Linked DNA regions of Homo sapiens: region 1 is linked to region 2. A link is a loop called in an ENCODE intact Hi-C map of the cell type or tissue named here. Cell type or tissue: PC-3. All regions are shown on one strand. Each heading gives the region's core, and the rest is flanking DNA. Links, peaks and the distances in the headings are about the cores only. Region 1 has its middle 24 kb from the start of CETN3. Region 2 holds the start of LINC01339 (long intergenic non-protein coding RNA 1339).

What was found. A loop is a pair of places that touch in the nucleus more often than their neighbours do. Peaks named below come from ENCODE experiments on the same cell type or tissue, not always from the same donor. Only the 100,000 strongest peaks of a DNase experiment are listed, where the experiment ranks them.
Region 1: a loop joins it to region 2, with 10 times the contacts of the local background. A loop is called at or near these places in 7 of 110 quality-filtered maps.

What each region holds. Positions count from the first base shown.
Region 1 is chr5:90,379,741-90,391,783 of GRCh38, forward strand. No RefSeq gene overlaps it. Among named protein-coding and RNA genes, the nearest start is that of CETN3, 24 kb to the right of the region's middle. In PC-3, for the core only: a CTCF peak has its summit at 6,569 (motif pointing left); no DNase peak of the experiment used is centred there.
Region 2 is chr5:90,284,329-90,296,371 of GRCh38, forward strand. LINC01339 (long intergenic non-protein coding RNA 1339) reads right to left here and starts at 5,743. Exons shown (of 6, transcript NR_120601.1): 1 at 5,568-5,743. RefSeq lists a silencer at 9,604-9,898. In PC-3, for the core only: no CTCF peak of the experiment used is centred there; no DNase peak of the experiment used is centred there.

The DNA of each region.
Region 1 (12,043 bases), core at 5,544-8,043, 98 kb after region 2:
CCCTTACCAATAGATACAGAAACTTGCCAATTAAATGCATTCAGTCTCTTTGCATTTAAAACTGTAAATATTCAGTCAGTGCAAAGTTCAAAGTCCCTCCCAGGACTATTTTCACTTTCCTTTCCCCTTTCCCATTCCTGAGAGAGTGGGGCAGGGTGTAAGCCTTGACTCCTCAGGCAGTGGCAGTAGAGATGCTCCCATGTGGCGCAGCAGATTTTGTGAATTCGTTTGAATGTAACCCAGAGAGCCCCTGGCCTCTGCCACAGCCTCCAGGCATAAAATCCACCTTCTGCAGAAACTTTGAATTATATAGAACCTGAACCCCAGGCCAGACCCATTCACCTATCCCCATCCTTCAGCCATCTTATCCCTTACACAGTGGCATGATTGGATGTGGTTTCATTCCAATTTCTGGACTTCTCTGAAAGACTTGCAACTTCCCAGCTATGTCTCAAGAAGCTAGGACTAAGGATCCCATCACTAGAAACTCAGATGTTTCTATCCCCCTCAATCCCACCCTACAATGCTCCTCCCCAGGCTTAAACCTTAAGTAGGGAGCCAGGCAGGACACTCATCTCTGACCCTTCCGCTTCTCTCTCTTCTCCCAGTAAAATAATTTTCTACTTTGCCACCCTATCTCACCAGAACTGTCTCTAAAAACTTCTATTTATTCTTCCCTATTCCATGGCATTTGCCCTTCTCCTCCACATTCTCTACTGACATAATCCTGACTTTGTTCAAGTATGGATCGGAGGTGTGTTTAGGGGAGCCTGAGCCCCTCCTCAATTTCAGAGAGAAAAATATAATTTGGATTAAGCCAAGCATGGCAATTTAATTTCTCTGGCTAGTTGGTTAGGAATGGCATGTGGTATAATTATGGCCACTGAGATATGAGGAGAAACGTGCTGGGGGCTTCTGGCAAAGTGTTCCTTTTGTTCCGGGAAGGGGTCCTGATTCAGACACCAAGAGAGGGTTCTTGGATCTCGAGCAAGAAGGAAATTTGAGGCAAGTCCATTGAGTAAAGTTAAAGCAAATTTATTAAGAAAGTAAAGGAATAAAAGAATGGCTACTCCATAGGCAGAGCAGTCCCGAGGGCTGCTGGTCGCCCCAATTTTTTTTTTTTTTTTTGAGACAGAGTCTCGCTCTATAGCCCAGGCTGGAGTGCAGTAGAGTGATCTTGGCTCGCTGCAACCCTCACCTCCCAGGTTCAAGCAATCCCTGTGCCTCAGCCTCCTGAGTAGCTGGGATTACAGGCACACAGCACCATGCCTAGCTAATTTTTCTGTTTTTGGTAGAGACAGTGTTTCACCATGTTGGCCAGGCTGGTCTTGAACTCCTGACCTCAGGTGATTCTCCCGCCTTGGTCTCCCAAACTTCTGTGATTACAGGATTGCCCATTTTTATGGTTATTTCTTGATTATATGCTAAACAAGTCGTGGATTATTCATGCCTCCCCTTTTTAGACCATATAGGGTAACTTCCTGATATGGCCATGGCATTTGTAAACTCTCAAGGGGCTGGTGGGAGTGTAGCAGTGAGGACAACCAGAGGTCACTTTCATTGCCATCTTGGTTTTGGTGGGTTGTGGCTGCCTTCTTTACTGCAACCTGTTTTATCAGCAAGATCTTTATGACCTGAATCTTGTGCCAACTTCCTATCTCCTCCTGTGACTTAGAATGTCTAACCTACTGGGAATGCAGCCCAGCAGTCCCTATTGAAGATGGATTTGCTCTGGTTCAAATGCATCTGACACTTTCTTAAAGAGAGACATGAAGACAAATGACCGCTTCTCCCACGCGGCCTTTGGATATTATTTATGAGGACCACGGCCTGCAACTGCTGCAGTCATCTTGCAGCTATGAGGAGAGTAGCCAGCACCCTAAGGATGGCAGCCGAGACTTCAGAAAAACACCTGGTCCTTAATAATGTCATTGAGTCACTGAGCTAGACATCCTACCTAGAACCACTCACCTCAAGGTTTCTTTTCACGTGAGATAATATTTACTTTTGGGTAAACACTTCTAGTTTCTAGTTGGCTTTCTGTGGCTTGCAGCCAAAAGCACACTAACTTCCTTGAGGTAAAAATGTTGAGAGGGCCATAGGGAGATAAAACAGAGGTCAGATAAAGGAAAATATATTGAAATATAATATAGAAATACTACTTCCATAGCAAATGTAAAATATTTCTTGTCAAATGATGTGAGAGAGGTGTGGAATTACATCACAGTTTTTTTCAGAGGTGGCTTGGCTACAAGAGTTACTGGTGAATCCAGGTTCCTGTCCATGAACCAGGAGTCCCAAGGAGCTACCAGGATATTAATAAGCTAGACTAAATGTAGCCTGCATTTATAGAAAGTGCCTAATGTGCCATTAGTCCCTATTGATGGCATCCTCTATAGAGCCCCCAATGTCCACGGTGCTTGAGAGTCTCACCTGAAACCTCACTATCCAGATGAAAGAGACAAGAAATAATTCTCATTTATCAGACACTACCTTTTTGGTTTGTTTGTGTTTTTATCAACATTATAAATATACGTAGTTTAGGCCAGGCACAGTGGCTCATGCCTGTAATCCCAGCACTTGGGGAGGCAGATGCATGCAGATCACTTGAGCCCAAGAGTTTAAAACCAGCCCGGGCAACAAAGTAAGACCCTGTTTCTACAAATAATCGAAAAACTAGCCAGTGGGGCGCACCTGTGGTCCCAGCTACTCAAGAGGCTGAGGCATGAGAATCATTTGAGCCCAGGAAGTCAAGGCTGCAGTGAGCTGTCTTTGTGCTACTGCATTTTGGCCTGAGTGACAGAATGAGACCCTGTCTCAAAATAAATAAATAAACAAACAAACATAGTTTAAGGAGTCAACAAGTTTGATAAACTTTTATTTAAACAACAACAACAACAATCTCTTTCCCTGCCCTTATATTCTGTTTCCCAGAAGCAACCTGTGTTTCAGTTTTTAAAATTTAATCTTTTGGTATTTATTTCCAAATCTTTCCACAATTTAATAATGTATTAGATTTCAAGAGCTGCCATAACAAAATAACATAGACTGGGTGGCTTAAATAATAGAAGTTTATTTTCTCACAGTTCTGGAAGCTGGAAGTCCAAGATCAATGTGTTCGCAGGTTTGGTTTCTCCCGCAGCCTCTCCCTTTGGCTTGGAGATGGTTCCCTCACTGTGTCCTCATATGGTCTTTTCTTTGTGCTCAGGCATCTGTGGTGCCTCCCTCTGTACTCATTGCAATTCAGGACTAATCTTTTCTTACAAGGATAACAGTCAGATTGGATTAAGGCCCATCCTAACAGACCAGCCTTTGAATATGGGCTCCTTCTGGGGAAAGGATGTAACCTCGGGCAAGGTAGCACATTTTAGTCACTCAGCTATGACCCCTCCACTACGGTCTTTAGCTTTTATTTTAAAAGTTTTCTTCATGGCCAGGCACGGTTGCTCATGCCTGTAATCCTAGTACTTTGGAAGGCCAAGGCAGGGGGATCATTTCAGGCCAGGAGTTTGAGACCAGCCTGGCCAACATGGTGAAACCACGTCTCTACTAAAAATACAAATATTAGCCAGCCATGGTGGTGCATGCCTGTAATCCCAGCTACTGGGGAGGCTGAGGCACAAGAATTGCTTGAACCCAGGAGGTGGAGGTTGCAGTGAGCTAAGATCACTCCACTGCACTCCAGCCTGGGCAGCAGAGCAAGACTCCATCTCAAAAAGAAAAATTTTAAATAAAGCTTTCCTCACTTGGTGAGTTTTAACTTTTTGTGCAGTACTAAAAAGTTATCTGAAAGCTCTGAATGCGACCTGGAGCCTGTCAACTGTGATCTATACTATAGGGGGTTCTGGCTGGTCATTTCATTGGTTCTTCAGTTGTCTTTTCTCTTGACTGCTCAGATTTCCCAAAGAAGCATCTTTTGCCTAGACTTATTGTGGACACTCTGAGAGCTAAGTGGAGAAAGAAAGATTAGAGAGAGGAGTCTGAATATTCAATATGCAAATGTTCAATTAATCCCTTTTTTCAGCAAGTATTGCTCCTCCCGACCTCCGCAATACCCCACCCTACCACCACTACTCTTCTTGATGCATGTCAATCCAGAGAGGTTTTGTTCTATCTGCTTTGGAGACTAACCCCATCAAGTTGGGTAAAGGCAGTTGCCCACCTGTACAATTGGGGATTTATTTAATGGCCTCTTAAGGAAACTTTCAACCAATCTTCCTATTTTTAGCCCCATTTTCAATCTCATTTTCAGAGGTACCTGGAAATGCCAATTCCTGAACCTTCTGGATATTCTGCAGTGTAAAAGTTTCTCAGCTTTTCCCAAGTCAGCAACAAAGAATTTGGCTTTCTAAGTTTGCTGAGTCAATATTATTCATTCATCTGCCTTCTAGCTTCCAAAATTTTTGCTATTTCTTTCTCCTCCATTCTTTTTGTCCTTGTGGGTATGTACCTTTTTAAAAATATCCCTTTACTGTCATCTTAGGGAGTAAAAGTATACGTGTCTACTTAAACTCGACTTACACATTTTCTCTTTCCCTCTCTCTCATTCTCTCTCACACACACTTTTTAAAATATAGGTAGAATATTCTAGCAAAAGAAAATAAGTGTCTTTCCTACCCCTGTCTGTCACCAGTTGCCTCTTTGCCTCCAATCCCAAGCAGGTAATCACTTTTATTAGTTCTCTATGTGTTCTTCAAGAGTTTCTTTATGTATATAAAATGAAATATAAATATATATTCTTATTCCTCCTTTTTTACACAAATAGATTACTATAAGACTGTTCTGCATTTTGCCATTTTCATCTAATATTGCTTGAAGCTCTTTGCATATCAGTATAGACCTCTTGCTCATTCTTTTTAACAGCTGTATAGTATTCCAATTATTTAGCCTCCCAACAAGGGACATTTGATTTGTTTCCAATTTTCGCTATAAAAAACCTATAATGAATAGTCTTAAACATAAACAATTTTGCATGTGTACAAGTATATCCATAGGCTAAATTCCAAGAGATCTGTTAGATCATGTGGTGTAGTTATTTGTAATGTTACCAATTGCCCTCTGTGGGAGTTGTACCAATTTGTAATGCCAGCAGTGAAAGGATTCTGGTTTATTTCCCCTCCTCCTTGCATTTAACAGAGTATATTACAAAAATAATTGAATAAGTAAAAGTGGTACCTCGGTGTACTTTAATTTTGCATTTCATTAATATGAGTGATTTCATATGTCTAATGTAAATTTTTATTTCATTATTATTGAACTTTATTCAGTTCTTCATAAGGTAGAGTTAATAATTTTATTTGGAGAAAAAAGTAGTGTGTGTGTTTATGTTTGTATGTGTGTGTACATGTAACCAAAAGTTCAAAGGCATCATTACAACCTTGCTTGGCCAAATGTATAATTGCAGTATATATATTTAAAAATCTCTTGCTACATCTAAAGTATGGTATTATGTAGGTTGGTGTTTATTCAGGACAAGGAAAATTATCCAAATAAGTTATTTAGAACAAGGAATTTATCACGCAGAAGAATATGTCTGGGATAGAAGGCCCATTAACACTCAAATTATGAGTTCACTAATCTGGTCTAGGTTGAGGAAGTATGTCAAGAACAATAGCTTGCTCATATCTGAGATGTGTTAAAATTAACTGTGTGTTTAATAATATTGGGCTTAGAATCATATGGTAGAAAACATTACATTAACTGAGTAACGTAATCATTCTCAGCGTCAATTTCCTGATCTGAGAAATGGACATGGTAATATCTGTCCCACAGTGTTGGTAAACTTTCTTCACCACTGACACCCATTAATATAAATCACTTCTAATCAATGAACTCAGAAAGGAGGTAGTCATATAAGTCAGATAAAAACATCTAGAATTTAGAAAATTATACAGCTCTCAGAAAGAGAATATTTGAACCGTAAAAAATAAGGAATATTAAGATATATATGACTATAAATAAATAAAATAGCACTTGATGCTAAGAAAGCATGCATAATCTCAAAGCAGAAAATAGAATGTCTCACAACTAGAAGTGAGGCAAAAGGATAGATTTACTAACTTTGTGATTATAGAACTTACCTATTTTGTAATTATAAATAGTATAGTATGAAAATGTTTCATAAAAACTATAAGCCTTTAAATCCCAGACAAAAGCCAGTGGAGTAGGGGATAAGACATACTGAATTCGCAAAATTTAGGAAGATATGTTTTCATGAAAAAGAGTTTTCTCTGCTTTCTTTAGGTAATCTTGTAGATATATTAAACAGAAATTCTTCTCAAATAAAGACTGAATTTATATTTTCACTTAATAGTTTATTCTACTTTTAAAAAGCTTAACTAACAAATCAAGAAAACCTCATATTTTGTTTATTTTTCTATTTTAATTACTAGATATAATGTAAAAATAAAATTATACCACAAGAAATACCATTATGTGGAATATAAAAAGCACTTTTTTTCAAATAGGTGTATACACTTAAAAAATAAAACTATAATATCATGTAACTGTTGTGTAAAACAAATGTTCTTCCTCAGATTCATTTTTTTGTTGCAGCAATAGGTCCCCCTGGTGGAGATTGAAAATATATTTTGTTCTATTTTTCTCTTTCCAAGTCACTATCTTAATTTGAGTAATTAAGTGCCATTCTTCCTTGAATAAATGAATAAAGAAGGAGTTTAGAAGGCCTGTGAATTGACTGTCATCCCTTCTGCAGGTGAATTTGTACCTAGTAACATTCATAATTGCAGGAATCAAACCCTTCTGCCTAGAAAGAACATTCCCCAAAACATAAAGTCTTAGTTGATAGAGACTAACAAAATTAAATATGCAAAATAATGAAGCTTTTAAAAATCACATTCATAGATTATAAGAGTCTAGTTAATGATTCCTCTTATTGGTCTATATATATATTCCTGTATACAAGGCAAATGTCTCCTTAGCTGGGAAAGAACAATCGTTGTTCATTGAAGACTCACAAGACAATTACCATATGGAAATACCATGAGATACATACACCCTTCATTGTTGGGTTACATGAGGTGATACCTTAACAAGTGATATATAATGGAAGGAAAAAGTGTGTCAACTTCTATGCATGAATAAAACAGGAGTTCTTAAAGTGAGACCAGAACCATGTGTTCCCATTCAGTTCTACCAGTGGATGCCCACCCAGAAGCATAATCAACTTGGAACAATATGGAACCCAGATTTCATTCCATACTCTCTTGAAAATGAAAGTTCCAGCAGTGTCAGCCTGGGGCAAAAACTGAAATTTAGATGATACTATCTTTTTGTAACTGTTTCCCACACTGTAGAGGTCCCGGAGATCCCAGAACATCCAAGATCCGATTATAGAGCTGCAAATCTCTTGAACCTATAGGTCAATAACCACTCCATGAGTCCTTTCTCTGGCATCAGCGTCCCACTGCCGCTCACCATTTCCCTGTGACTCCTGTACATTTCCCCTACATAAGCCCTAAATCTCTGGTTTCCCTGAGGCTTAAGAACAACTAAGCAGCTATTGATATGGATGGTGTATTCCTCAACACTGAATTCATCAGAATCCTGAGCAATGTTTTTAGATGGTCAAACACTACAGCAATCTTAATCTCTTTAATTTCATGTTTCTTGATTTTTTTCAGTAAGTAAGTAGTATATGGAGTATGTCATTGAACCAATAAAGAGTATGTGAATTAATTTACACTTCAGAAAACCTCTACATCCATACTGTAAGCTGTATTCTAAATTAAGCTCTCCTTTACCTCTAGGCCCTCATGCACCTTTTATTTCATCCTGGGTTCCTAGAACAAATTTCTTGATTATATAGGAGCAATTTGACTGGTCTGTAGACTAACAATATTAAAGTACAGCAGATGTCTAGCGTTTTCCCTCCCCTGTAGTGCTGGGAAGGTCTCCTTTGGGTTCTCAACCCTACTTTAACCAGACATGCCTCTCGTTAACTCAGCACTTCTCTAATCTCGTGGGAGACAAGGGGGAGAAGGTGAGAGCAAAAGTGGTAAACAGCAGCAATTACTTGGTTGGGAGATGAGCCTTGTCCAGGTCTCTGCTATGTTTAATATGGTTGATCTGAACACTCCTCCATCTGACCCCAAATAACTGAAGTTGACTGCATTTGTCTCTTCTTATTTCTATATAGTTTGTGATCTGTTATTTCTAATTTAATAATCTTACTGAATTTGTGTTGGAGAAGTGTGCTACAATCCTTTTTTGGAAAAAAAAAAGATGTTACATAAAGTATAAATAAAATAGAAACTAAGAACTCTTTTAAAAAGATTTGCCTTTTCTATCTCTTTTTCACATGAATTAACTCTTTAGACCCTAATAGCTGCCAGCAATCAAGTTTAGCTTTTTGAAAATAATTTTTAAAAACCTTTGACTTTAATATAACTTAGGTAGAACTATAAACCATGATTTTTAAGCTGATTTCAACCAAATGTTAATAGCATATATTTTATCCATGCTCCCTAAGAATACATTTCCTCCAAATGGACTGAACACTGCCTTGCTCACCTGTTTATGAATACTCCAAAGAAACTAATCTGAGTTTAGAATTTACCCCCAAGCAGTATCCTAGCTAGCTAGGTTTGGGTACAACCAACAGCTCCTTAGAGGCCCTCAAGACCCCAGAACTTCCAGGATCAGATTGTAGAACTATAAGCACTTGGGCCCATAGGCCAATAATTCAAACTACAGAAGAAGCATAACTATAACAATTAATTTTAATATAACTTTGCAATTCACAAAACATTTTCACAAACATAATGTCATTTAATTTTTCCCCAAACGACATGAAATAGACTGTTAATTTTCTAGTTTTTAAAAATCTTTCCCAGTTTTTTTTCTTGTATCTTTGCTACAGTAGTGAAATCAACCAATTAGATATAAACAAAGTTTTCTTTCACAAGGAAAATTCTTAGAATCCAAATCTTGCTTCTCCCTCTTTGAAAGAGTTATTTTGTTTTTATTGCCAGTGTTGAAAAACATCCCACTATCCCTTGGACTTAGATTAGCAACAATTATCTCCCAGCAAGACTGGTATAGAAAGTCTCCTGGAAAGCTCAGTTTTGGCTAGCTACTCAGATTTAATGGAACATTTTAAATCTTAATAGAAAAAGGAAAATGTAATCTTGCTGAAAGTATGGTTATATCTACCTGTTTGGTAGAAACCTTAAATGTATAAACTTTCAAAACAATCAAAATGTATATTTTCTTAAAAAATAAGCCAACCCCAAACCTTTAACCTGCTGTTAAATTTAAGGAGGTCCTAAATGGTAGGAAATATAATTTGAAAATATTTTTGTCACTTAACATTTAGTTTATGTATATTGAGTGGTCTTTAAAAAGCTACGTATCAGAAATAGGCTTCCATCAATAAGTCTCTAGTATTTATGCTCTACAACAGTACACGTTTCCATGCTGTCAAACGTACATGGACTTTTGGAAGACCCTGGGGATAGGCAGTCTAGGTAACACCATACAGTGAAAATGATCGCCCTTTTCAGAGAGCACAGTGGTGTGTTAGGCAAATGTTACAAGCATATTAAATCAGAAATGTTGGACTCCGGGGATTCTATTATCTCTTATTTATTTTATTATAGAATAAAGAAAACCTATTTTAAAATATCCTTAATTAAGTATAAAATGGAAGTAACCCTGCTGATGTTTGATTCTATAAAATGTTAGTAATATTCCTAAAATCATCATATAATGAAAATATATTTTACATAGTCTCAGAATAGCACAAGACATATGGGTTTCCAAAGTTCTCATGAAAGAGGTAATTTGGATTTCTGTAGACAGTTAGATAAAATTACTAATAAAAACACCTGGTATTTAGAGTTTACCTCACAAAGGTAACTTTTAACATACAATCATAAAGCTCAGATAAACCAGAACCTGGTTTTATTTTAGATTTTATTTGGCAATTTTTCATAGCATCTAGGATGAAGTTTTCAATGAATGGTTTAACTACAGTATATTCTGAATTCAGAATCAGGAAAGGTAAACAAATTACCTATTCCAACTGAAAATCTATTCCAAGATCTCCAAGACGCAACTAAGCTCTCATCCAGTTGGCTGCCATATTTCCTTCTGAGATTTCCTGCTTACAACCCAAATTCTGCACAATTCTAATATTAAAGTGACCTTTACTGACCACCCCTCCCCTCCAACCAATGCACCTCAACTGAGACCTACAAGAACTTTGCTTTAAGACTACCAGCTTGAGGTCCATAAACCTTGCTCCCTCCTCCTCTTTGGCTTAATGCCTAAGACCACCCACACAACCTTCTATCAACCACACTTCTAAATCTAAAGTTCCTTTCATTTTAAACAGTCCCTAAAATAAAATCTTCTCCACAAAAATTAAGTGGAAAAATGTTTCCCTAAATTTTACCCTCAAAATGAAAACCTTTTACAAGTCTTCACTACTCAATAATGTGTACTTTCTCAATAAGTATTTGCTTAACACTATTTTTAATGTATTTATTTTCCAAACTGATCTACTCTTTCAATGTGTTGTCTCCATGACTATATAGTTATCTAAGATTATAAGCTTCCAGAGGTCTGACACAAAACACTAACTTACATGGAATAGCACATAATATAATGCCATGCTAACTTCAACATGTTTCATGAATGTTTTTCAGCTGAGCTTCTGAAGCTCAAATTCTCTTTCATGTTTTGTGGTTTTAAAGGTCTGATGTATTACATCTTGAGGGAGTACGTAAAAGTCATTGTTAAGAAGATAGCATCAGTTATGAGTGGGCTCTAGAGTAAAACAGCTGGGGATCATATTCCAATTCAGTTACAACCTATTACCTCCAACATGTTATTTAAACCCTCCAAATGTTTGTAAAAGACAATCCTACAGTATCTACCCCAAAAGGTTATTAAGATTAAAATATGTAACTTCTCTAAAATAACAGTGGTTACTATTCCCAGAGATCAATCTTACGATTTGCCTAGGACAGTTCTGATTTACATCTGTTATCCCAGCTTAAATAATAGCTCCCCCCTACCCTCTAGCTCCTTCATTCTCAAAAGTAACCTGGTTCAGATAATAAAATACATAATCAGCTGTGCTAGTTATTGAACTACTTTTTTCCCCACAACTCCAAACCACTATTCTACACTCAAACTGTGTAATACTAGGGCTGGGACTGTGAAAACTACATTTCTCCTTTGCCACCTGAATTTTTGTTAGGCTCCACTAATAGCAGGACTAGAAGATAAAGACATAAAGGCAGGAGAGGGAAAGAATCTTGCTGTTTCCTGTTTGTTTGTAATTCCTGCCAGCATTCCCAGAGCAACAGCTCTTCATTCCAGTAGCGACACTTGGTTTGTCTCCAGCTTTTTCTCAGCATTCCCCGTACCAGCCTCATCATTCCCTAACTATACTACCACCACTTACCAGTGGCCCCTCCCCAAATGTCTGAGTCCCTGCTCTGCTGAAGCTCTCCCCAAAGTGTCTAGTAACCACAACCTCTAGCTCGGTCCCCTAGGCCTAGGGGTGGTAGCTGCCACCTGAAGTTATGTGTCCTTTCTGCTTTTGTTTTGGTTCTCCATTGTAACCTATTCCTTATATTACACTGTTAAAATTGTAATGTTACATACTACGGTTTTTTAAATTATTTTTTTCACATTGGTCATCAGAACATTGTAAACAATCTTTAAAAAACACATCGCCATTAAATCCCTAAGAGATTTTACTTCCAGTGACTAGCATCAAAGCTCACCAGGAAACCAGAGTAACAATGCACTAAGCAAGTTTAGTAGGTAACATAACTTTCTCACATCATGAAATGCCACTGCATGGTAAGTAGGATTATAAGGATAAATATGACGAATATCTTACCTCCCTCTTTTTACAAAAAAAATCACTCTTTTCTTCATACAGCCACCTCCACTAGTCAGTATTTTTTCCTTTCCACTCTACAGTTACTGATTATGAATACTAGAAGAAACAACAATAATTCATATCCTACTGTAAGGCAAGTCTTCCACAAACATGAAGAGCCCA
Region 2 (12,043 bases), core at 3,222-5,721:
TTCCCTTTCACATATACATACAATTTTTTTACATAATGAAAATCTTAAAATGGGTTCAATTTTGTAATTTCTTGCCTTTTTGAAAACCCAATTCAAAATGTCTCCTTTTCTGTCTCTCTCTCTTTTTTTTTTCTCAAGCAGACAAAGTGATCAAGTTGCTGGTTTCTCCTGCCTTTGAAGCCGAAAGTCTTACTACCTTCTTGTACTGCTCTCTACATTAGCAATTTCATCTTGCACTCTGATATTATGAATGTCATGCCTTTAAAATGCATGAACCAACCCTTATTTGCACTAAAAATTCCAAGCCTTTGATCATTCCTCATCCTTTTGCTCAAAAATAACTGCTCCAGGTTTTGACTTGAATAATGGTCAACTCAAAAGCACACATCTCCATGTTTGATCATGAATCTGCAAAATTAAAAGTCTTTGTTCTCATTGGAGCAATGCTGGTAACAGGAAAAGGAGTGAATCCAGGAGGCAGATAGAAGTTGGAAGTCACAGAAATATGATGAGTATCATCATTCTGGAGACAGCCTAAAGTGCATAAGTTGTTGGAGTGCTTGTGGCCACTCTGAGTGTTGTGAAGGGATGACATAGGTACAATAAGGAAACTATTGTAAACTAATAGATTTTGAAAAGTAAATAAGGGAAAGTGAAAGTCTCCAAGTTTACAATCTATCCAAGTAACATTAATTGAATGCTTACTGCATGCCATGCAATGTGATAAATTCTGGAAATATCATGATGATTAAAAATAAATAAGCCAGGCAGGGTAGATCATGCCTGTAATTCCCAGAGCTTTGGTAGACCAAGGCGAGGGGATTGCTTGAGGCCAGGAGTTCGAGACCATCCTGGGCAACATGACGAGACCCTGTCTCGAAAAAAAATTTTAAATTAGCCAGGTGTGGTGGTGCATACGAATAGTCCCAGCTACTCAGAAGGCTGAGGTGGGAGGATCATTTGAACTTAGGAGTTTGAGGTTTCAGTGAGCTATAATTGCAGCACTGCACTCTAGCTGGGGTAACAGACTGAGACTCTGTCTCTAAATAAATAAATAAATAAAACTGAAATCTGAGCATAGTTCCTATTCCCATGGACTTTATAACCTAGTATAGGAAATAACAATGATTCCACTAAACACTTAAGTACACATCAGTTTACGACTGGTATTATCATTGGAAAGAAATGTGTGTAGTATTATAAAATCATGAAAAAATTGGACTTCACCTGAACTTGGGGCTCAAGGAAGGCCTCTCTGAGAAAGGAGTATTTGATCTGAGATCTAAAAGTAGATGTTAACTAGGTAAATGTCTATGAGTTGGGGTTTGGAGGGACTGGGAGTACAGAGCATTCCAGACAGAGAGCACAGCATCCACAAAGGCCCTAAGTCAGAAACAACAAGGCCTGTTGACAGAACTGATAGAAAACCAGTATGACAATGGCTAAAATTGCTCAGAAGGTGAGTCAGAGCACCATGCAAGTCAACGTTGGGATGTGTCTAAATCAGTGATAGAGCTGTAACTCACAAAGTCAGCTGTGAGGATTAAAGAAAGAAAATAAGATAACCTTGGTAAGGAACATAGTACACTGCCTGGCACAAACCAAAGCTATTTGTAAGTGTTCCCTATTCTTATTATCATCATATTCATTACCATGTCTACTTGCTCATACATTAGCCATTTCAACTTTTCTGCCATCTTACCAAGTCAGGTCAGGCCACTATTGTTCCTCACATGGATCACTCCAATAGCTTGCTTTCAAACTCATTCTCTACACTGAATTCTTCCCTTCCCACATGAAAGCATTTAATGATTCCACCTCTGGTTAGTTGTGTATAATTTTGGCTTTGAATATGGTTCATTGTGTACAATGCTTATAAGGTTAAAAGCCAGACATTATTTATACCAGTCAAAATACATAGAAAATACCGTCATTACCACCCAAGATAGTGATAGAGATGGCTTAAATATTATGCGCTTAAAATGCCAGGTAAAATTAAAATATCATCCAGAGTAATTATAACTTTAACTAAGGAGTCACCTGTCAGGTAGGATCTCCAAAATACCAAAAACTATATTGAGTGGGGAAGGTGAGGCTGCATCTGCTCAGTGGAAGATCTAGGGAGAGCTAGAAATACCAGCTGGAGCCTCTGATCACTTTAAAGTACAGCCTTCAGTAAAACCTCTCCAGAGTGAAGTTCCGTTGACAGTCATAGCTCTCTGCTCCCGCCAACCAAGTCTAGAGCACCGGCCCAACTAGGACCCCAACTTCCTCATCAACAGTGTAAGAAGTGAAGCTGGGAGAGCCACATAAGCAATAGAATTTCTAATTAACAGCGGGGCACGGTGGCTTACGCCTGTCATCTAATCACTTTGGGAGGCCGAGGTGGGCGGATCACTTGAGATTAGGAGTTCAAGACCAGCCTGGCCAATATGGTGAAACCCCCTTTCTATTAAAAATACCAAAATTAGCCAGGTGTGGTGGCACACACCTATAATTCCAGCTACTCAAGAGAGTGAGGCGGGAGAAGAGCTTGAACCGGGGAGGTGGAGGTTGCAGTGAGCCAAGATCATGCCACTGCACTCCAGCCTGGGTGACAGATCGAGATTCTGTCTCAAAAAAAAAAAAAAAGAATTTTTAATTAAAGACCCAAAAAGTCTTCTCTTTTTATTTTGAACTTAGTCCTGGCTAGCCTGTAGGTAAATACCTACCATAATAAAGGAACTTAAATGGCATAGTCTGCAAAACCAAGAGAAGTACAAACATAATAGAGTCACCTTCTAAATAAAACCCTTCTAATGATTCACATTGCCTTAAGATAAAATCACTCCATGTAGAGCTTTTTATGATTTATTATCTATACCCTCTGAAATTCCTCCAACCTCATCTCTCATTACAACCCACACTCACTCAACACTCCAAACTTAACCACAGCTTTTGAAATCCCTTGAGTGGACTATGCACCAGCTCATCTTTGGGTCTTAGGATATAGGCTACTCTATCTGCCTAGAATTTCTTCCCTCCCTGCTACCAATTCATTCTTCAGGACTCAGCTGAGAAATTATCTTCCATGGCCGGGCACAGTGGCTCATGCCTGTAATCCCAGCACTTTGGGAGACCAAGGTGGGCGGATCAACTGGGGTCGGGATTTCAATGACAGTCTGACCAACATGGAGAAACCCCGTCTCTACTAAAAATACAAAATTAGCCGGGCATGGTGGCGCATGCCTGTAATCACAGCTACTCGGGAGGCTGAGGCAGGAGAATCACTTGAAGCCAGGAGGCAGAGGTTGCAGTGAGCCTAGATTGTGCCATTGCACTCTAGCTTGGGCAACAAGAGCGAAACTCTGTCTCAAAAAAAAAAAAAATTATCTTCCGAAAGATGCCTGTCCTAAATACCCTATCCTGGGTTTTGTGTCTCTCCTAAATGTTCCCACAGCACCCTGTATCTATGCTTAGTAAACCACTGCCTGTTTTTGCACTCCACACAACCACACTAGATTGTGACCTGCCTGAAAGAAAATACAGTGATGTCTTCATTCATCTCTTTTTTCTTTTTTGTTTTAAATAATTTCAACTTTCATTTTAAATTCATGGGATACAAGTGCAGACTTGTTACATGGGTATATTACATGACACTAAGGTTTGGAGTACAGATGATCTTGTCACCCAGTAGTGAACATAGTACCCTACAGGTAGTTTTTTACCCCATACCCTTCACACACTCTCCCTCAACCCCAGTAGTCCCCAGTATCTGTTGTTTCCATCTTTATGTCCATGTGTGCTCAATGTTTAGCTCCCACTAAATAAGAACATGCTGTCCCTGTGATTTTTGCTTAGAATAATGGCCTCCAGCCTGGATCCATATTGCTGCAAAGGACGTAATTTTATCTTTTTATGACTATGTAATATTCCATGGGGTGTATGTATGGCATTTTGTTTATGCAATCCACCATCATTGGGCACTTAGGTGCTATTGTGAATAGCACTGGGATGAACATACAAGTGTGTATGTCTTTTTTGTAGAACAATTGATTTTCCTTTGAGTATATACCCAGTAATGGGATGGCTGGGTCGAATGGTAGTTGTATTTTAAATTCTTTGAGAAATCTCCAAACTGCCTTTCACAGTGGCTGAACTGATTTAAATTCCCATCAATAGTGTATGAACATTCCCTTTTCTCCACAGTCTCAGCAGCATCTGTTATTTTTTGATTTTTTAATAATAGCCATTCTGACTGGTGTGAGATGGTATCTCATTGTGGTTTTAATTCATTCACCAAATTGAGAGTTTTCTTTATTCACAGTAGTGAATAAAAATAAAGTCCCTATCCTCAAGGAGCTTATATACTTTATTTAGCTTGTCTTTCCAGCAGGTAGCAGCACATAGTAAACAATAGATGAAGAGAGTTTGAGTGGATAGGAGTTGTTCTTGTCATTGTTATTAGTTGGGAAATCTCTGAGAACAACCTTGCCCAGGGCAGGAGAGTTTAGAACATTTACTTTGTTTATAATATTTATTTATTTTCTGGTTATTGAAAACTATATTCAGTATACAAAATTATATATATATATATATATATATATATATATATGTCGAAAGAAGTGAGTAGAAACTCAGCTGAAAACACATATGAAACATTTATTGATATTTTATGTTTTCTTGCTGTATGTTTCTGTGTATGTGTATATGTAAGGATATGTACAGTTCTTCAATTGCTTTATTGGAATATAATTCATACATCATACAGTTCACCCATTTAAAGTGTTTTTTGTATGTTCACGGGATGGTACAACAATCACCACAATCTAAATTCTAGAACATTTTCATCTTCCCAGAAAGAGATTCTACATACCATTTAATTAGCAATCACCCCCAACATTGCACTCCCTTGCTCCAGGCAACCACTAATCTACTTTCTGTCTCTATGGATTTGACTATTCTAGGCATTTTATATAAATGGAATTATACAACATATAGTTTTGTGATTTGCTTCCTTCACTTAGCATAATGTTTTCAAGGATCATCCATGTTGTAGCATGCCAGTACTTTATTTATTTTTATAGCCAAATAATATTTCATTGTGTAGGTATACCATATTTTATTTATCCATTCATCACTTGATAGACATTTGGGTTGTTTCCACTATTTGGCTATCAGGAATAATGCTGCTATAAACATTCATATACAAGGTTTTGTGTGGTTGTATGCCTTCATTTCTTTTGCTTATCTGCCAAGTAGTAAAATTGCTGGGTAATACGGTAACTCTGTGTTTAACATTTTGAGCAAATACCAAACTGTTTTCAAAGTGGCTATACCAATTTATCTTCCCACCAGCAACAAATGAAGGTTTCATTTTCTCCTATATTTCTTAACTTAGGGAAGTTCTTATTGTATATAGGTAAGATTTTACTGTATAAAGCAGACTTAGGTTCTGCTTTACAAACTACACAAGTGCTTCTCTCTTATAAAAGAATTACTTGTAATGGCTGTATTAGTCTGTTCAGGCTGCCATAACAAAATGCCACAGTTTAGGTGATGTAAACAACAGAAATGTATTTTCTTACAGTTCTAGAGGCTGGAAAGCGCAAAATCAAGTTTCCAGCGGGGTTTAGTTTCTGGCAAGGGCTCTCTTCCTGGCTTGCAGACGGGTACTTTGTCCTCAGATGACCTTTTCTCAGAGCACATGCCTAGAGAAGAGAGAGAGAGCTCTGGTCGATCTTCCTCTTCTTATAAAGACAAAAATTCTCTCAGATTAGAGCCCCACCTTTATGACCTCACTTAACGTTTATTACCTGTTTACAGTCCCTGTCTCCAAACACAGTCACATTAGGGGTTAGGGCTTCAACATGTGAATTTAGAGGAGGACACAATTCAGTCCATAGCAGTGGCTAAAAAAAAATGGTCTGTTGCAAAATTCTATATGAAAATGATGCTCTAGGAGCACGATATTAAAGTTTAAAAACTTTTTCCTTAAAATATATTATTTGCAAATTTTCTTTAAAATTCATTTTGTTGTGTTAGCTACATACCCTTCACGTCCAAGTGTGGATAAAAGTGTCTTTCTGAAATTTCTCACCTGCATCTACTTGCAATCTGGAAGAACAGACTTCACACTCTTTCAAAAGATATTTAAATTTTCTGTGTAGCTCAACTGTTGTTGTCTCTAACTCCATTTCTATGCTAGAGAAAATGATGCCTTTTACACCATTGAGAGCCTGTATAATCTTGAAAGTTTTCATTTGAACTGATGAAGGAAAAGAGGCCATCCTAGAGTTAGCTTTATTGGAAGCTTCTACTAAGCAAAACTTCAGATTTCCAAAGGAAACTAATTGGAACCCTGAAGCAGATGGGAAAAGCAGAAATTTCGGAACACCTCGGTGACCTCATTACAAGCATAATGAAGGAGGCAACGATGGAGTTAATTAGAAGAGAGGCAAGAAAAAGATTAAATGAGAGTACAAAAAAAAATGTAACTCAGAGAAAGAGAGGCATTCAGCAAGAAATAGAATATGCTGATCTCTGCAAAACTATTCAGAACCGAGGGAGATGGGAGCTAGAATCAAACAAAAGGCATATAAACCAGGTGGCCACTGAGGATGAAAAGTCTGTAGAAAACACAAAGAGCGGGCACCTGGGAAGGAATGACCAGATATCTGCATCAAGCAGAAAATATAGACTTGGTAGCCAAAGGAATTTAGTTAGTTACACAAGAGGAGTCGTTCTTAATTGGGTGACACTGATTGTGTGCTTGTGTGTGTGTGATGGATAAAAGTCATGGATTTCTTAATAGTCACAAATAGATATTAGTCCAAATTTGTCCATTGCCACTTAAGGCCACCTTAAACTGTTAACATCTTTACCACTTTCTAGCCTAAGGGCTATTACTCCACTATGTGTAGAGACCAAACAGACCTCTAAAGATCATTATTTTCATAAGCAATATTTGCCCTTCAGACGTAGGCTGCAGATGGTAAATTTTAAAACTTGTCCATGAAATGGCATTTTAGACATGTAGTTTGTCCATTTGTTTATGGCTCATACTCATTTTGAGAACAACAAGAAGACAGTTTCATAGCTCTAAAATTCACGTGTGAAAGTTTGTTGCAAGAAAAGAATACCATGCTTTCTGGTCCAAATATAATTATGCTGCTTGTGTAGACTGGAGGCTTAAATTGTAAGAAATTGTAGAGACAGGATCCAGAAAATATTCAGTTGACACAGACTAGCTTCTAGAAAGTTCAGCTCCAAACTTTATTTCCGAATCATATAGATTAGCTAGTTACAATGAGCCCACAGATTAGAAATTTACCACATATTTTCTTTATTTATATTTGAAATAATCCAGGTCTACAGGCTGTGGTTGAATTGAACATGAAACCGCAAGTTTGATTTGCTGTAGTTCACCTTAAAGCCACGTGGTGATACATTTATGGCTCCAGGTTTTCACTCATGTACCTCCCCCAGAGATGTCACCGGGCAAGCATCAAATTGGACTAACCAGTCATTTTTGCTCTAGTCCTACAGTGATCAAGAATGTAAGATTTCTTCTAGCTCAGCTTGTTACATGAATAATGTAGAAGGTACATTTCTCACATGTATCATATCTTCAAACCTCTTACAGAGCTATATTCCATTGTATAGATAAATTAAAAGTTAATGCTTCAAACTTCCTTTACAGCATAAAAGAAGAAATAAAATTTTAAAATATAAACAAAGAAAAGGGGCAAGTTATTTTGAATGTGATTTTTGGACAGTTGATTCCAAATAAGAGGAAGTAATATCTCATCAGAACTTTGGTAGGAATTTATACTACTGCAGCCTACTTCATTTAGCTCCATCATGGCAATTGTTTCCTAGTAACTAGTCTTCCCAGCAAATCAGAAATTCATTTTTTAAGCATGGTCTTTTTAGTTCACTAATCTCTTTAATTACCCCACTTCAACCCTTTTAACTCTCTATCTGCCAGGCCAATTCCAAAGCCTAAAACTTCTAATTATTCTCTTCTATTTCCTCTGCCCTGTTGAACAGAAGTGTTTAACAGTCTGACTTCTGAAAAAAGTCAGATAACCATGTTGATTGGCTTCTACAAACTTCTACTTCCTGAGTTTTCTCCAATTGCTTTTAACTTCCAAGTTTACAGTAAATGAATAAACAGTAATAGCTATCCAATTGTGAGCTCTGGAGTCATTCCTATCTCATCCCTTTTTAACCCCTCCCCTCCTGCCATCTTCACTGTGGTTTATGCTTGTTAATAATCTTGGCTCCTTGTGAAGATTCCTTCTCTTGCTTAGCCACTTGGACTTAAACTGTGCTTTGAACTGTAGTTGTTTATATTTGGCTTTGCTTCTTTGATGGCACTCGTTCTTTGAAAAATACAACAATATTCGCTATTTAAGGATAGGTCTTAGTCACCTTTGATTCCCTCACTCAAAGATATAATAGCAGCCACTAAAAGATATCCTGTCCCCGTCACCTAACCAAGTTCTTCTTCTTCTTGGCTCCTTCCAGGTAGGGAGCAACTTTGAACATCATTCAACCATATTCAGGACCCAACACTGTTCCATAACCCTTCTACAAATTCCTGAATTGTATCAAGTTTCCTTCTGTGTTCTTCCCAATATCTAACATTCTCTGGAGAACTGCCAAGCACTCCCACCCCTCATTTGCAGCATACACCCAACTTTATCAATCAGTCCAAAGTCATTCAACAATATTAAGATGCTTAACTTCTTAACAATTCAAGGGCAATTATCAATTTCTCAAGAGCTGAGTTTGGAAATGCCACTCACAAGATTCTGACAAGCATGGTGCAGACACAAGGTGGACTCCAAGCCTAAGCCATTTGTCTGGAGATCTGCTAGTTAAATTGGTTTTATTTGAAAACTAAATGGGAAAACCTAATGAAGGAAATGGTATGAAAGATTAAAGGCACAAAGGAGGGAGGAAGTTTACGGATACCAAATTGAGTTCATGAGAATGCTGGAAAATATTGTATATACTGATCAAATGTGTGAAAGTGATATGGTTTGACTCTGTGTCCCCACCCAAATCTCATCTTGAATTGTATTCCCATAATCCCCATGTGTTGTGGGAGGGACCTGGTGGGAGATAATTTGAATTATGGGGGCAGTTTCTCCCATAGTGTTCTGGTGGTAGTGAATAAGTCTCACGAGATCTGATGGTTTTATCAGGGGTTTCTGCTTTTGCATCTTCCTCATTTTCTCTTGATGCTGCCATGTAAGAAGTGCCTTTTGCCTCCTGCCATGATTCTGAGGCCTCCCCTGCCACGTGGAACTGTAAGTCCAATTAAAACTTTTTCCCTTTTTTTTTTTTTTTTGAGACTGAGTCTTGCTGTGTCGCCTAGGCTGGAGTGCGTGATCTCGTCTCACTGCAACCTCCACCTCCCGAATTCAAGCAATTCTCTGCCTCCACCTCCCGAGTAGCTGGGATTACAGGCGCCTGCCACCATGCTGGGCTAATTTTTGTATTTTTAGTAGAGACAGGGTTTCACCATGTTGGCCAGGCTGGTCTTGAACTCCCGACCTTGTGATACACCCGCTTCAGCCTCCCAAAGTGCTGGGATTACAGGCGTGAGTCACCGCACCCAGCCTCAAACTTCTTTTTCTTCCCAGTCTTGGATATGTCTTTATCAGCAGCATGCAAATAGACTAATACAGAAAGCCAGCATCAATCACTAGGGAAAGCACCAGAATAGACAAGCAACAGGGAGCAGAACACATATTCCAGGGTGACAAGGCAAACAGAGTAGGGTGGGAGTGAAGGCATGCCTTTCCTTATATGGAGCTGAGATGTGGTGAGAACAATGCGGTGTGATGACAGGAGTAGAATGGGTGGGAATGAGTAAGCCAAGAATGGAGTGCCAAGGCCTTTGCTCTCACAGAAGAGGGGAAGAATGGAAATAAGACCACATTATTAACAGATTGTGCTCCACTTTTAAAATAAATCTAAAATTCCATTGTTGTACATTGACACACTCTTACACAATTAGTTCTGGTTCTATTTTAAATCAGAATTATATGCTTGGAGCAAGTATGTTCTATATTACATTTGAAAGTTTCCTGTACGAGGAGCACACTTGGTGATGAGGGAAGGAATAATAATACAATAATAATGCCACCATTTATTTATATAAAGTTTTATCATAATACTTTTTGGCAAAATACTTATTTAATTGTATAAAATGATTGTATGTGATATATAATATTTTATTGATAATAATATAATAATGAAGACTGTATAATATATAGTATAACATAATATAATATAATAAAAAATACTGTAACACATTTGTCTCCAAGCCTTTACTAAATCCTTGCCTTCTTCCCTCGACTCCTTGCTAGGTTTGACGTTGTTCACGTTCCTCTTCATCTGTAATTGAATTGTACATAAGAGTACTTTACATTGGAGTACTTTCCCCTCCGCCCAGTAGGGGTCTTGCTTTGTAGTTGCTCTTTGCACAGGTGAGAAAAGAAACCAGCCCTTTCGCCACTGAGGGGACTGCTGCTTTTTGCTTTTTTAGTCACATTATTATAAGAGCATCAGTGTTCAGGGACATATTCTGCTCATTTATCTAATAATCTCTGGAAGCTTTCTTAAAAGAACCAGAGCTCTTAGTGCAGCTTCCTGAATGTGATCAGGTAAACATCAGTTCAAATTTTCAAATCTCAAAATTATACAGAGGCCAAGGAACTAGAGAATAGAGACCTTCTCATTCAGTTCCCCCAGAGAAGAATATCAAAGAAAGATAGGCTGCATTGTGAGTAACTCAAGTTCATAGGTAGACAGTCACCAAGGAAATTTTCATTAAGGTTTGATGCCAAGGAAAGCCATAGAATAGCCTACAGGAAGTATTAGGTCAAAACCCTATGGAAGGGAGACAAGATGATAAGGGACAGAAAGGTGTAAAAGAGGAAGAGAAGGAAGAAGAAAATGGTATTCTTTTTTAAAAATGCATATGATACCACCTACATGTAAACCACCTTTACAAATAAAGTACATCTGAAAAAGGCCCACTCTTCAGTTAGATCTTAGATAACCTCTTATCTCAATGGCTTACTTCACTCCCACAGTTGTCACTTTCCTCAGAGCCAGGGAGATCTAAGTTGTCAACTAATAGATAATGTAAGATTACTTAGACGTCATGTAAGCTTTTAGCCACACAGAAATACAATGTTATACTTCTTTTTCAAGGCTACAGGGTTTAGTCAAACCATGGTTTTTGGGGAAAACAAGAGTCTGACAAATGTTTGATGATTACAGAATACATGATCCTTTAAGATGTGAAATCTCACAATTATGACATTTTAAATGACTCTACACTCCCCTTTCTGAGAATACAGAATATAATCTCAGTTTTTGCAAAATGTTTTCAGTGCGTATATATGCATTTGCTTATATACATACAAACATATATACAATATATCTTTTGAAATATGATGGCTTGATGTTTAAAGTTTTCTGACACTAAACTGGATTTTATTTTGAATATAATCCTTTATAATATAATACAGTCCTTTTGTTTCAGTAAATTCTTTTCTTCCTGTTTTCAACATCTTAATGCTACATTATGAGTGCAATTCATACTGCAATAGAGCAACATAAGGCAGTATAACACAATTAGAAAGCACTTGTCTTGTTGGCTCTAGGTCTGAAAAGAAACCGAAAAACAAAAAGAAAGCACTTGTTTGCTATAGATATAGCATCAATGTCTCTGAAAGAGTTAATATTACTTCCAAAATACTAAGCCAGGGACAGAGGAAAGCAGTGAAAAAATTGGTTCAATATGATATTGATTTGTGGAATTCTTGAGTTCAGAGCAAGAGTTCCCCACTTAGTCTATAGATCCAATCTAGATATTCCTGGAATACATAGTTCAGGCAGAGCTCACTGGAGATCTAGCAATATAAACACTAACCAAATTAACTCTAAGATACTTTAGATACTTGTTCGTAAACAATGGTACCAGTGCACTCCTGTGTACTCTTAGACCTTCCCATACTATCCATCAAGCTGTGAAATG